2 separate regions of the Homo sapiens genome follow, and region 1 is linked to region 2. A link is a contact called in ENCODE Hi-C or POLR2A ChIA-PET data. All regions are on one chromosome and are shown on one strand. Each heading gives the region's core, a stretch centred on a gene start or an enhancer-like site at or near the end of the contact. The rest is flanking DNA. Distances are from core to core; before and after follow the strand shown. Region 1 has its middle 18 kb from the start of LINC02205. Region 2 has its middle 42 kb from the start of TLE3.

Region 1 (5,472 bases), core at 2,587-5,086, 340 kb before region 2:
CAGCCTTGGGACTCCTGAACCCTGGGTCCGTATCCTGATGGGCAGCTTGGGCTGGGGATGCAGCAGAAGCCCATGTGGGGCCAGCATCCAAAGCCAGACCCCCAGGATCCAGTTCAGGTTCTGCAACCTCTGGGCCTCAGTGATCTCATCTGTAAAATGGGGCAATAATCCACGCCCAATGTGGTGTTAGGGATTCTGATAGAGAGATCTTCAGAGAGAGGGTCAGTGAGCCCAAGCCTCAGGGACGGTGACAGGAGGAGGCATAGAGGCTCAGGGAGGAGGGGTCAGATGACATGGAGCTGGGAAAGCTGAAATTGAGGAGTCTTTATGTAGAGAGCAGAGCATCCCTTACACATCTATCTGTGGTTTTCACATGTACATGGGTGGATATTTTCACGAGTGGATCCCTTTAAAAAAGATAATTTTGCAAGGGGCCCCAGTTTATTAGGTATGGATAAGTGGAACTTGGATGGTTGGAGTGGGACCTGTCCCTCAGCTCCCCACCCCTACAGTGGCCTAACTGGGGAACAAATCTGAAACCACTGGTCTAGAGCAGGAGGACGCGCATTCTCCATCTCCTTCTGAGATTCGGCCCCGAGGAGATGGGTATAAAGTGCAGCAGAAACAGGGGTTGGATAGCAGGGAGCACTTCCCAGCAGTGGGGCTGGTAAGTGCTGAGCTTCTGGGTGCGCTGGTATCTTAGTCCTCCCCAGGCAGGAAGGGGTGAGCCATAGCCCCTCGAGGGCCTCAGCCTCCTGCTTCTGGGGATGGCAGGCAGGACCCCTTTCCTACTCTGGCACCGGGTTCTGGGGAGAAGTGGAGACAGCTTCTCCCAGGAAAGTGGGACCTGGGCCATATCGCTGGATCCTCTGAGGGGCATGGAGGCCTTGAGCTGGGGAAAGAAAGAACAAAGTGACTCTTTCTCCTTGCCTTTGTTAACTCAGAGTGCAATGGGGTGAGGAGGACACAGGGGAGAAGAAAGAGAGGGGAAGTCAGAACTGGGGCTGGGAACCCAGCGGGTGTTTGAGGGGCAGAACTGGGAAGGACCAAGGCCAGAGATTCAAAGGGAGCTGCAGGGGAAGGCGGCGTTTCTGCCAGCTCCACCTTCGGGATGGATCCAGAATCCACTCCTTCCCCCAACCTCCGCCAGGCAACCATGCACAAACCGCCATCCCATAGGCACCCTGGCATCCCTCCCTAACCAGCTGAACCCCCCACGTCCCCACTTCCCCCCTCAGCTTATTCCTCACATGTTTGTCAGAATAATCCTCAAGAAAACACTCATCCCACTCAAGGCCTCCGTGACTCCCACCTTCCCATGTAGGTCTCTTGCTTCATCTCCCACCTCTCTCCCCGCGCGGCAGGGCTTCAGGCTCTTCCTGCACCCCTCTGGCCTGGCTGCCCCTCTCTCCCATTCCCCAGTGGCATCTGGTCTAGGGTTGGCTGATAAAATAGAGGATCCTAGTTAAACTTGAACTTCAAGGTAAACCACACTTAAGTATAAGTATATCCCAAGTGGTGTAGGTGTTACTCACCTGCAATTCACATGTGGCTGAGCATCCTGTATGGTCGTTTGCTAACCTGGCAGCCCTAGTCTAGTCCATCCCCTCTGGACCTGAAATCTCTCAGGTCAAGGATCTTGTGCTTCTGGGCTATTGATTGAGAGAAGGGGGAAAGCTATCTTCCATGTATTTTATTTTAAATAAGTATATCTATTTTAAGTAAATTTATTTTTTTTGGAAAAATCCGCTTGTTTTAAGTGGGGTGTCCTGGGAACCATGTTCCCTCATCTCTTTCTTGCCCCTTAGTGACCAGAGGGTGGGGATGTTAGGAAAATTGGAAGGGATGGTATTTTAAGTCAGAAAATTGTAGGTTTGAGCGTAGCATCTGTCACTGATTCTGTGACGTCTCAGAGCATTGCTTTCACTGCTCTGGCCTCAGTTTGTTTCTCTCTAGATGGGGGCTAGGACTTCATCTGCCTCCCAGGTGGCTGTGGGATTCATGATGCATGAGTTATGCTCATCATGGACATATGTGCTAGCCATGTGAGGGGTTAGGTTAATAAGGCTCCATTGCCTGTGGTTCCAGAGTCACCTGGGCTGAAGGGTAGGTAGATGTGGCCTAATCCATAAGCTCCGTGCTGGTCAGAAGTTTGCTGGGCAAGTGAGTGAGTGCCAGATCTCTTAATTTCTTGGGCCTGCCTGGTTGGCCATGCAGTTCAAGGTTCTGGTCACCAGGGGTCAGGCTTGCACACGGATGGCTAAGTTCTGTCTTTTATGGTGCTCCAGGGAGCCTCCAGACTGTGAGCCAAAGGGACGGTGAGGATGGGGGGTGGCACATTTTAAAAAATGTGGATCTTGGAGCTGTAGGTCTGTGACCTGCAGATCTGGGAGGTCAGACGTTATTCTCTCTCATATTTACATCTTGCTTGGTACCTTCTGGAGAGATCCTCATCTCTTTGGCCCTTCACCAGGAGACTCCATGAAGGAATTGGGTTAGGTGGCTGGGGTTTGGAGAGAATGCTGGGCAGGGGTTTTGAAGCGCATTTGAGTCTTAGCTCCAAGTCTGCCCCTTACTAGTGTCCTTGTTGGCTCTATTACCTCCTGGGCCTAAGTTTCTTCTTCAGTGGAATAGGGTAAAAATACCTCCTCTGCAGAGATGCGTCAAGATCAGTGAGTAGAGGTGGGGCAGGGATAACTTCTCGAGGCTAGCCCAGCCCTGTCTAGAATAGCTTATGATGAAAATGGAGAAATAAGATAGAAACACAGGGAAAGAGCAAGTGTTGTCACGGGGCATCATATAATCCCTTGCTAAGTTGCAGAAGTGAGCACTAGGGTTCGGAAGAGAGAGAGGGCAGTCCAGAGAGGGGAAATTGCTGGCTTGAGCTCACATAGCCAGAGGGATAAGCGCAGGGTCCACTGGGCAGGTGGCTGAGCTGGGCATTGGAAATGAACAGTAGATCAGGCACCCAAGGCAGGTGTGCCCAGCTGATCCAGGCCACAGCATGTAGGCTGCTGGGCCCCTGCAATTTCAGATTCAGTTCTGTGTGTCTCCTGGGCACCTGCTCTGGCGGTGGGAGTACATGCTCTCCAGGCATGTGTGTGTGCTTCCCATGTAGTGCAGTGAGCAGCAATGTGGCTTCAATCTTTGGTCCAGGCACGGACCCAGCACCCAGAGAAAGCGATTTTCCTGCTTGTGGTTTCCTGGCCTCCTCCAAGAACCTCACACGTCCATGTTGCTCACAGAGAAAGATGGATCACTCTGGGGGTTCCTGGAAGAGTTGCTGTCTTTGAACAGTCCCTCTCTTGCCAAGACCCCTGCCTTCCTCCCGGCCCCCAGCCTACTGCCTCTCCGCAGGAGGACAGCATGTCCTGGGCCTCTGCTCTCTGGCCTCAGTCATGGTGTGGCTGGGTTGCTCTGGGGACGCTGAGGGTTCTTGATCGCGGCCTGTCTCAGGGTAGGTCCCCATGGATTGCCCTCCCACCCCTGGCCAGGTTGCTGTGGTTTCCCCATCAGTAGAAATGACTCCTCACCCACAATTGCATCAGTCCCTCCACAGACGCAGTGAATCATGTTGCAAGATGTGGTTATGGACTGCGCCCTGTGCTCTGGTTAGGGGCTGGTTGGGCCGGGCCAGGGGTGAGGGAAGTGTGGGGGGTTGACCATGTTTTGACTTGAACTTGGGAGAGGAAAGAAAAACCCAGGAGAGGGCCTCCAGGGGTGGGGTGGGGTAGGTGTGAGTTGACACTGAACTCATCACCCATGGGACTGAAGCAAGTATCCAGTAACCTTAACCGAGACCACACTGGGGAACCTTCTGGCTTACTCACCCTCTGGCCCTACCGCTACCACCAAGAGAAAAAGAAGTGAAGAGAACGAGCTGGTTCATCCTCTAGTGCATTGCAGCGGCGTGGGGGAAACCAGGGAGATGGGTTGGTTTGCTTTCTTCCTGTTTCTCTATTTGAACTCCCTGGCTTGCTTCCCTTCAGCTGACACATGGTGGCCATGGGCTGAGAATGTCCAACCTCAAGAAGAATTTCTTCCCTCTCTCCACTTCACAGGCCAGGCTCATAGCTGCCCCTGGGTAGGAACTATCTGCAGGGAGGTAGACTCCAGCTGCTTGGAGTTGTATGACCCTTCCCAGAGGCAGATCTACCCATTTTTCAGTGGAGAAGATGAGGCCCAAAGGGAAGTTGCCGGACACTTTGCTTCCGCCTCTCTCTCCCATGCCCTCCTGTGCAGCTGAGCTCATGGCATCAGAATCTCAGGATCTTTCAACACTTTCCAGCTGGGCAAGGTGGGAGTGAGTTGGCTGTGTCTTCTTGTTAATTGTCCATGCCTTTATTTACTTATTTATTTTTAATTTTTAAATTGACACAATAATTGTACATATTCATGGGGTACAGTGTGATGTTTTTATACATGTATACATTCTGTAATGATCAAGTCAGGGTATTTGGTACATCTATCACCGCGTACATTATCATTTCTTAGTGGTGAGAACATTCACAATCCTCTCTTCTAGCTACTCTAAAATATACAATATAATATTGTAACCATAGTCACCCTCCTGTGTAATAGAACAGCAGAACTTATTCCTGCTACCTGATTGTAGCTTTGTACCTATTGACCAACCTCTCACCATGCCTCCTCGCCCTCTCCTCTCCAGTCTCTAGTAACCACCATTCTACTCTCTACTTCTACGAGATCAACTTTTTAGATTCTGCATATGAATGAGATTGTGTGGTATGTATCTTTCTGGGCCTGACTTATTTCACTTAACTTAATGTCCTCCAGGTTCATCCACATTGCTTCAAATGACAGGATTCCATTTTTTTTTATGGCTAAATGGAATTCCATTGTGTGTGTGTGTGTGTGTGTGTGTGTGTGTATGTGTGTGTGTGTGTATAGATAGATAGATAAAGATATCATGGTATCTTTATCTAATTATCCATTGTGGGACACTTGGGTTGTACCTCTTCTCTACAGGAGGCAAGGCTGTGCAATGGTTCAGAGATAGCCCAGCAAATGCTCTGTAATGAGGCTTGGAGTTTCAACCTCACTGTCTTGAGCAGAAGAGAAATGGGCAATATGACATATGGAGGTGCCACTGAAACAAAACACCCCAAAATCTTGAGTCAACACAGTGGGGATAGCACTCTGGAGTCCACACTGGAACGGCAGTGGGTTTGTCTGAATGACAAATACACTTGTGTAAGTCACTGAAATGTGGAGGGCTGTTTGTTACTGCAGCATAGTCTACCTACCCTGACTTTGCAATGCTGAGCTAAGGAGATTGGCCTTGATTCTGAAGGTCATGGGAAGAGATTCAAGTCTTGGGAAAGGATGGCAGGGCCTAGATCCAACACTTGGGTTAAGAAGGTGGTTTTTCTTCCTTTTAGATTGTGAGCTTCCTAGGTGCAGCAATGTATCTGGGGTTGTTTTTCACCACTGAGTATACCTGGGGCCTAG
Region 2 (6,102 bases), core at 498-2,997:
ACTCGGAGACGCTGAGGCAGGAGAATGGCGTGAACCCTGGAGGCAGAGCTTGCAGTGAGCCGAGATCGCGTCACTGCACTCCAGCCTGGGAGACAGAGAGAGACTCCATCTCAAAAAAAAAAAAAAAGAAATAAGGATTCAGTTGTGACTTCTGTCTTGGGTCCCTCCAATCTCCATTCCCACCCCCACAATTATCACCTTCCTGCCTTCCTTTGGTGACCTCTTCCCCCTTGAATCACGCCCTAGGCAGGCACTCATCTGTTCTCAGGGCCATCTTCATAGGCTCTTCCCTGCAGGAGAGAAAGCATTTTGTGCAAGCTCCACCTAAAAGTTATGCGGGCTTTCCAGCCTGTTCCTCCCACCTCCTTCCTGCCCCTGAATCTTCCCGCAGGGTCACCCTGAGGACAAGCAGTTTACTAACTCGAGGGAGAGCAGGGAACTCACATTCTGGGTATCAATGAAATTTATGAGTCATGGATATCACAGGACCCTGTTTTCGTTTGACTTCATTCGCCGCTTCCTTTCTTCGTATTAATTTCTCCCAACAGCCCACTTATCTTCCCTCTTGGAGCCCTGCCCGCCATCGCTTTCCCTGATACATGGTATCTCTAACAGGCTAAAGCACTCAGCGATGCCATTGCTTGAGAGTCGGCTTGCTCAAGCACTCACAAGTTACACTCTGTGGCTAATCAAATGTCAAAACAATCTCCCCCGCGATTTGGAGGAGCTTGGTGACAGGAAGACATTGGCCACTGAGCCATCAGAACAGGCCACGTTTGCTTGGTGGCAGGCAGTGAGACCGGTTTCTGCCGCGTTACATTCCGGGTGGCCGCTTTCCCTGAGAAGCAGCTGCTCTGCAGTTAGTGGGGTTTGGGGTTTGGAATTTGTTTCTTCTTTTCTTTTGAAGGCAGAGAGATACTCCATGCCAAGGGTCAGCAGGGTGGGGGGTGGCGGCGGGGAGGTGGTTGAATTTTTTTCTATGACAAAATGTTGTCAGGTCTCTGAATCATAGCAGCCACAGCGGTGGTTAAAGAGAAGAGATCGCATCTAGGAGCTGGTCTCAGTTCTGCCACAGAGAACACTGGACGAGTCACAGCCACTCTGAACTTCTGTTTCCTCTTCTGGAATATGAGGAAATTGGGTTAAATGGTCCCTGTGGTTCAAGAACCAGAAGATGATTCAACTTGACACCATACCTTACAATTTAAACACTTCTGTGCTTGTTATTTCATTTGATGTTCACAGTAAGCCCATAAGTGAACAGGAGAGGGATTATTATCTCTATTTTATAGCAGTGAAATGACTTGTGGTGGTTATACATCCTGCCCATGACAGAGCTTAGCCTGGGTCATGGGCTGGTGTCCTTCTCCTAGCCCAGGCTTGTCTCAACTCCTCATGCTCACAGGGTAGATTCCTTGAGCCGAACCACCTCCACCTTCAGCGCCACGCGGGAGCTTTTGTTCAAGCCAGAATTCAGGGATCATCCTGTCCACTTCATTTTCTGCTGAAAAAATTGAGCTCCATAGAGGGAAGCAAAAGGGCCTCCCCCGGCTCACACCGCAAAGCGTCCCATTCTCCTGATGTGGAACCACTCCACTCTTCTCGTGGGTCCCATGGGAGTGAAAATGCCTGCATCTTGGGCCTGGGCTAAGGATGGATCTGTCAAAAACAGTGACACTGATAAGTTTTGGGTGCATTTGAGACACCACCACTGTGTCATCATTACCCACACTGCTGTCATGAGGTCTTGAGAAATTGTCACCGGGGTCCTCTTGGGGTCTGATGTGCTAAGAGAGGTCAGGACAGGCTAATCTGTGTCTGCTCCATGCCCCCTCCACATCTACCTGAGCCTTTGAGAGTGCCTAGCTCATTCTCCCTGCTCCTTAAAATCCTCCAAGTTCCACAGCCCCACCTAGACCTCAGAGTGAGTGGTTCACTTTGCGGCACTCAGGCCCACTCAGTGACCACAACAAACACAGCTTGCAGGGTCTGGCTGGCCACAGGTGCTGTCCCTTCTGCCCACCTGGCAAATGCTATCTCTTCTCTCCAGATTTAGCTTGCTGGCCCCCTCTTCCATAGGGCCCCTGAAGAGGCAAGTGCTTCCTTTTCCCACTCCCACGACTGTGCAGAAAGCCTCTGACAAAGCACTTTCACTTTCACATGGTGGCCACTGGTCTCCGAGGCTGTTCTCCTTTTAACTGGCAGCTCAGTGAAGACAGGGGTTGTACTTTGTTTCTCTCAGTATCTTCAGCGCCTAGACCCTGATGGGGCTCAGTGACCTTAGAGGGAGAGGGGATGAGCTTTACATGCTGATCAGGAGCACAGGCCTTGGCAGCAGGCTGGCCTGCACTGAAATCCAGTTCTGCCATTAACCTACATGTCATCCAAACCTCTCTGAGCCTCAGTTTTCAAATCTACAAAATGGGAAGATTGGTACTGCCGGCCTCATCAGGATGAATGGGAAAAACCATGGAAAGAGCTTAGCATATCACAGGCAGTAACCGGGAACTATTGTCATTATCATTGGGGAATTCCCCAAAAGGTTCCTCTGTGAGCTCACAAGAAAGCCCCTGGGTCTCCACGCCGTCTGCAGGAAGCACCCCGGGGATTGGCAGCCCTTCCCTGCCCTGCCTTCTTCTCCAGCTGCAGTCGGAAAACCCCTTTCTCAGGATGCCCCAGACAGGGCCAAGCTGCTTTCCTTCCCCTTGTTGACACAGGGAAGACCTGGCTGCCTGGAGCCTTGACTGGGCCTCCCACTCTTTGAAGTGCAAACACCGAGCTGTGTATTTTGGGCCCCTCTGAAGGGCCGTTTCTGGTGAAATACCAGGTTTTGAAATACTTCACTCCTTGTTTGCATTCGGAAGCCCATACATGCTCAGGTCTCTCAAGGCCTGTATTCAGAGAGGCTGGAGGTAATGTGGGCGAAAGAATCAGACTCTAGTGGGGGAACACAGTGGCCCTCTGCTCTTGGGCTGGGCCTACAGGAGCCACTGGAGGTGGAAGAGGGAGCTCCCTCTCACAGAGTCCACCTCTGGCTGGGAAGAGCAGACGAAGGCATGCAGAGGTATGTCCAGGTGAGCCCAGGGCACAGAGAGCTGGGACCAAAGGCTGGTGTGAAGAGTCATCTCCTGAAGACCTAGCTACAGAAATACTGGAACTCAGTGCTTCTTCCAGCCCCTCCTCTGCTCTGGCACCCACCCCCACCTCTCCACCCAGGGAGTATGTAAACTTCTCGTCCTGCCAAGAGCTGGGCAGGGAGGAATGACATTTATTTGAGCCTCACTGATCTCATAGGAGCTGTCTTAGCCCAACAGCAGAGGTAGAGGAAGTCAGAAGGGGAGGCAGGGTTGACTTGATAGAGATCTCCGTGGGTTTCTAGGAGGGTTTGGTCTGGTCTCTAGGAGGATGAGCCTCCACGTCCTGGGTGATCATTTGGGCCAGGTATTTTACACACCCTCTTTACTTTAAGCCTCATGAGGTGGGTGGTCCCATCCCCATTTCACAGATGAAGAAATCGATGCTATAATGGAACAGACTGGACTCCTTACCCAAAGGCCAGGACTGTGGTAGAAGCTCTTTGAGGAAAGGGTCCTGGTAAGGCTTGTCTTTCCCTCTCAGAGCTTGGTCCACTGACCTTCCTTGTCTACAAAAGCTCTTAAGAAGTGTTTGCTGAAAGGAAGCAGGGCAGGGCTTACAGAGGAGGGAGCATGGGGGAAGCTGACACAAAAGCATCAAGGTGAGGATGTTCGGGACCAGTTCAGAGGCTCCTGAGAAGCCGCATTTGGCCAGAGAGGGAAGAGATGGGGGAGGTAAGGACAGAGCAGCAGCAGGAGCTGACTTTAGAGGGGACTGCATCCTCCTTATACATCATGGGGTGACCAACCAGGGGCGATCTCCAAAATAGACAGCCAGCAAATAATGATGAAGCTCCGTCAGCGTGCCCGGTGCCTCAGGATCCCTCAAGGAGCATACAAAAGGCTGAGAAGTGAGCTGATTTATTTACACAGCCATCTCGTGGGTCCTATGCAGTGAAGACAAATTGCCAAAGATGATGCACTAGGCTCACATGCATTTCTCACAGAAAGGGCCATCTTTCAGGCCTTTACTTGGAGCCTATTTACTCTTAGTTTGCACATAGTCCCAGCAAGATGAGTGACCCAGATTCCCAGTGCCAGGCAGATTCAAATCAGAGGTAGAGGAGCAGCAGGCGGAGGTGGGGTTGACTTAGAGAGTTCCTCATGGGTTTGGAGGAGGATTTGATCTGGGAGGACAAGCCACCACCTCCAGGGTGATCACTTGGGCTAGGTGTTTTACATGCCCTGTTTAAGCCTTGCGCAGTGGGTGGTGCCATCCCCATTTCACAGATGAAGAAATTGATGCTAGAACAGGCTGGGCAGATGCCAGAATGGCATGGCAGGGTTAGAGAAAGGTATGTAGGCAACAAGGGGAAGGTGCTGCTGGAAGCCAACTGTGAAGAAGGGAACAGGAAAACCAAAGCAAGTTGGAGAAGAATGCTCCAAACAGAGAGCCAGCTAGGGCTGTCCTACCTAGGAGGACATTGGGATGAAACGGGCTGGACACCGTGACTCTGCTGCTGTCTAGCTAAGTGAAGTGGGCAAGTTCCTGCCACTCTGAAGCTCAGCTTTCCCATCTGAAAAGCAGGGTTAAAACCACCAGATAGTGGCAGGAATTGAAGATGAGGCAGGTGGGCCACCAGCCGAGGATCTGACTCAGGAGCAGTCACTTGCACGATGGTTGCTGAGACGATGTTACTTTTTATTACTGGGGGAAACTCAATGCACCCTAGAGCAGCAGTTCTCAGATATGTCTACATATTGGAATCATCTGGGAAGCTTTCATAAATACCTATACCTGGTTCTGCCTTCTGGAGATTCTAAACGAAATGACCTAAGGTTGGCAGGGGCATCCGGACTTTTTTTTTAAAGTTCTTCAAAAGATTTGAACACGCAGCTAAGGTGGGCTGAGAACCACCACCCTAGAAGAAACTGTGACCCATCCAACCCAGAAGCAGATGTTGAGGGTCCCATCATAGTTGCTGGGAAGGGGCCAAACCTCTTCTGGGTACCCAGGGTCTGAAAGCAGAGGAACATACTTTAGAAAGCCTTCTGTCAAACTGGTTAATTTCTTTTAAGCTTTGGCTCTTAAGGGACTGAAGTTCAATTATCTGGAAAACTCACTTATGTGGAACTCCTCACTCCCTAATGGCACTGGCTAAATGAGGTGTTACGATTCTATAGATTCTCAAATTACAGTCTTTGTGATTCTTCACCCAGAAAAGAAATTATCCAGAGGCTCACACCCTGCCTGCCCTGCCTCCTTAGGCAGCTGGGCCATGGTTAAAGCTTGTCTTCGGGAAGGGCTCCCCGGCACTGTGGGAAGATTTTGGCTTCATGCTCCAGCCAGCCTAAGTGACATGCCCGCTCCCATATTGGCTGAGCTCTGCAGGGCTATTAGTCCATTTCCACATGAAACAGCGAGCCCATAACAACATGCTGACACTGGGACAGTCACCCTCATCACCCATCCTGCAGAGCACAGCCCCACGTGAGTAGTTTGAGTGTTTTTTTTTTTTTTTTTAAATAAAGAATAAAAAGAAGCCAGGTGTGGTGGCTTACACCTGTATTCCCAACACTTTGGGAGGCTGAGGCGAGCAGATCACTTGAGGTCAGGAGTTTGAGACCAGCCTGGCCAACATGGTGAAACCCCGTCTCTACTAAAAATACAAAAAATTAGCTGAGCATGGTGGGTGGTGCCTGTAATCCCAACTACTGGGGAGGCCGAGGCAGGAGAATCACTTCAACTCAGAAGGTAGAGGTTGCAGTGAGCCAAGATCGCACCACTGTACTCCAGCCTGGGTGACAGAGCAAGACCCTGTCTCAAAAAGAAAAAAAAAATTTGTTTCATTTGTTTTGTTAGCCATTTTTTTTAACCACGGGAGTGGGAAGAAGAAAACAAAAGGCACTTTGATTATTAAAAATTTCTATTTTGTCTGGGCACAGTGGCTCAGGCCTATAATCCCAGCACTTTGGGAGGCTGAAGCAGGAAGATCACTTGAAGCCAGGAGTTTGAGATCAGCCTAGG

Evidence for each region. A loop is a pair of places that touch in the nucleus more often than their neighbours do. ChIA-PET counts read pairs that join two places held with the same protein, here RNA polymerase II (POLR2A). Pooled maps may share reads with other maps.
Region 1: a map of CD14-positive monocyte shows a loop between it and region 2 (2.7-fold over the local background). The contact joins two enhancer-like sites. A Hi-C loop is called at or near these places in 2 of 168 maps with a recorded cell type or tissue (CD14-positive monocyte and natural killer cell), 4 of 37 single-sample maps with no recorded cell type and 14 of 50 pooled maps. POLR2A ChIA-PET finds 5 or more read pairs at or near these places in 1 of 52 experiments (B cell).

What each region holds. Positions count from the first base shown.
Region 1 is chr15:70,484,980-70,490,451 of GRCh38, reverse strand. No RefSeq gene overlaps it. Among named protein-coding and RNA genes, the nearest start is that of LINC02205, 18 kb to the left of the region's middle. RefSeq lists an enhancer at 3,656-3,715. Within about 2 kb of position 3,836, at least 8 of the 41 ENCODE cell types and tissues checked have a DNase peak (open chromatin) inside an H3K27ac peak, as active enhancers do; they include CD14-positive monocyte, where a contact is called at or near this core.
Region 2 is chr15:70,137,341-70,143,442 of GRCh38, reverse strand. No RefSeq gene overlaps it. Among named protein-coding and RNA genes, the nearest start is that of TLE3, 42 kb to the right of the region's middle. RefSeq lists enhancers at 2,271-2,370, 2,138-2,641, 3,146-3,651. Within about 2 kb of position 1,747, at least 14 of the 41 ENCODE cell types and tissues checked have a DNase peak (open chromatin) inside an H3K27ac peak, as active enhancers do; they include CD14-positive monocyte, where a contact is called at or near this core.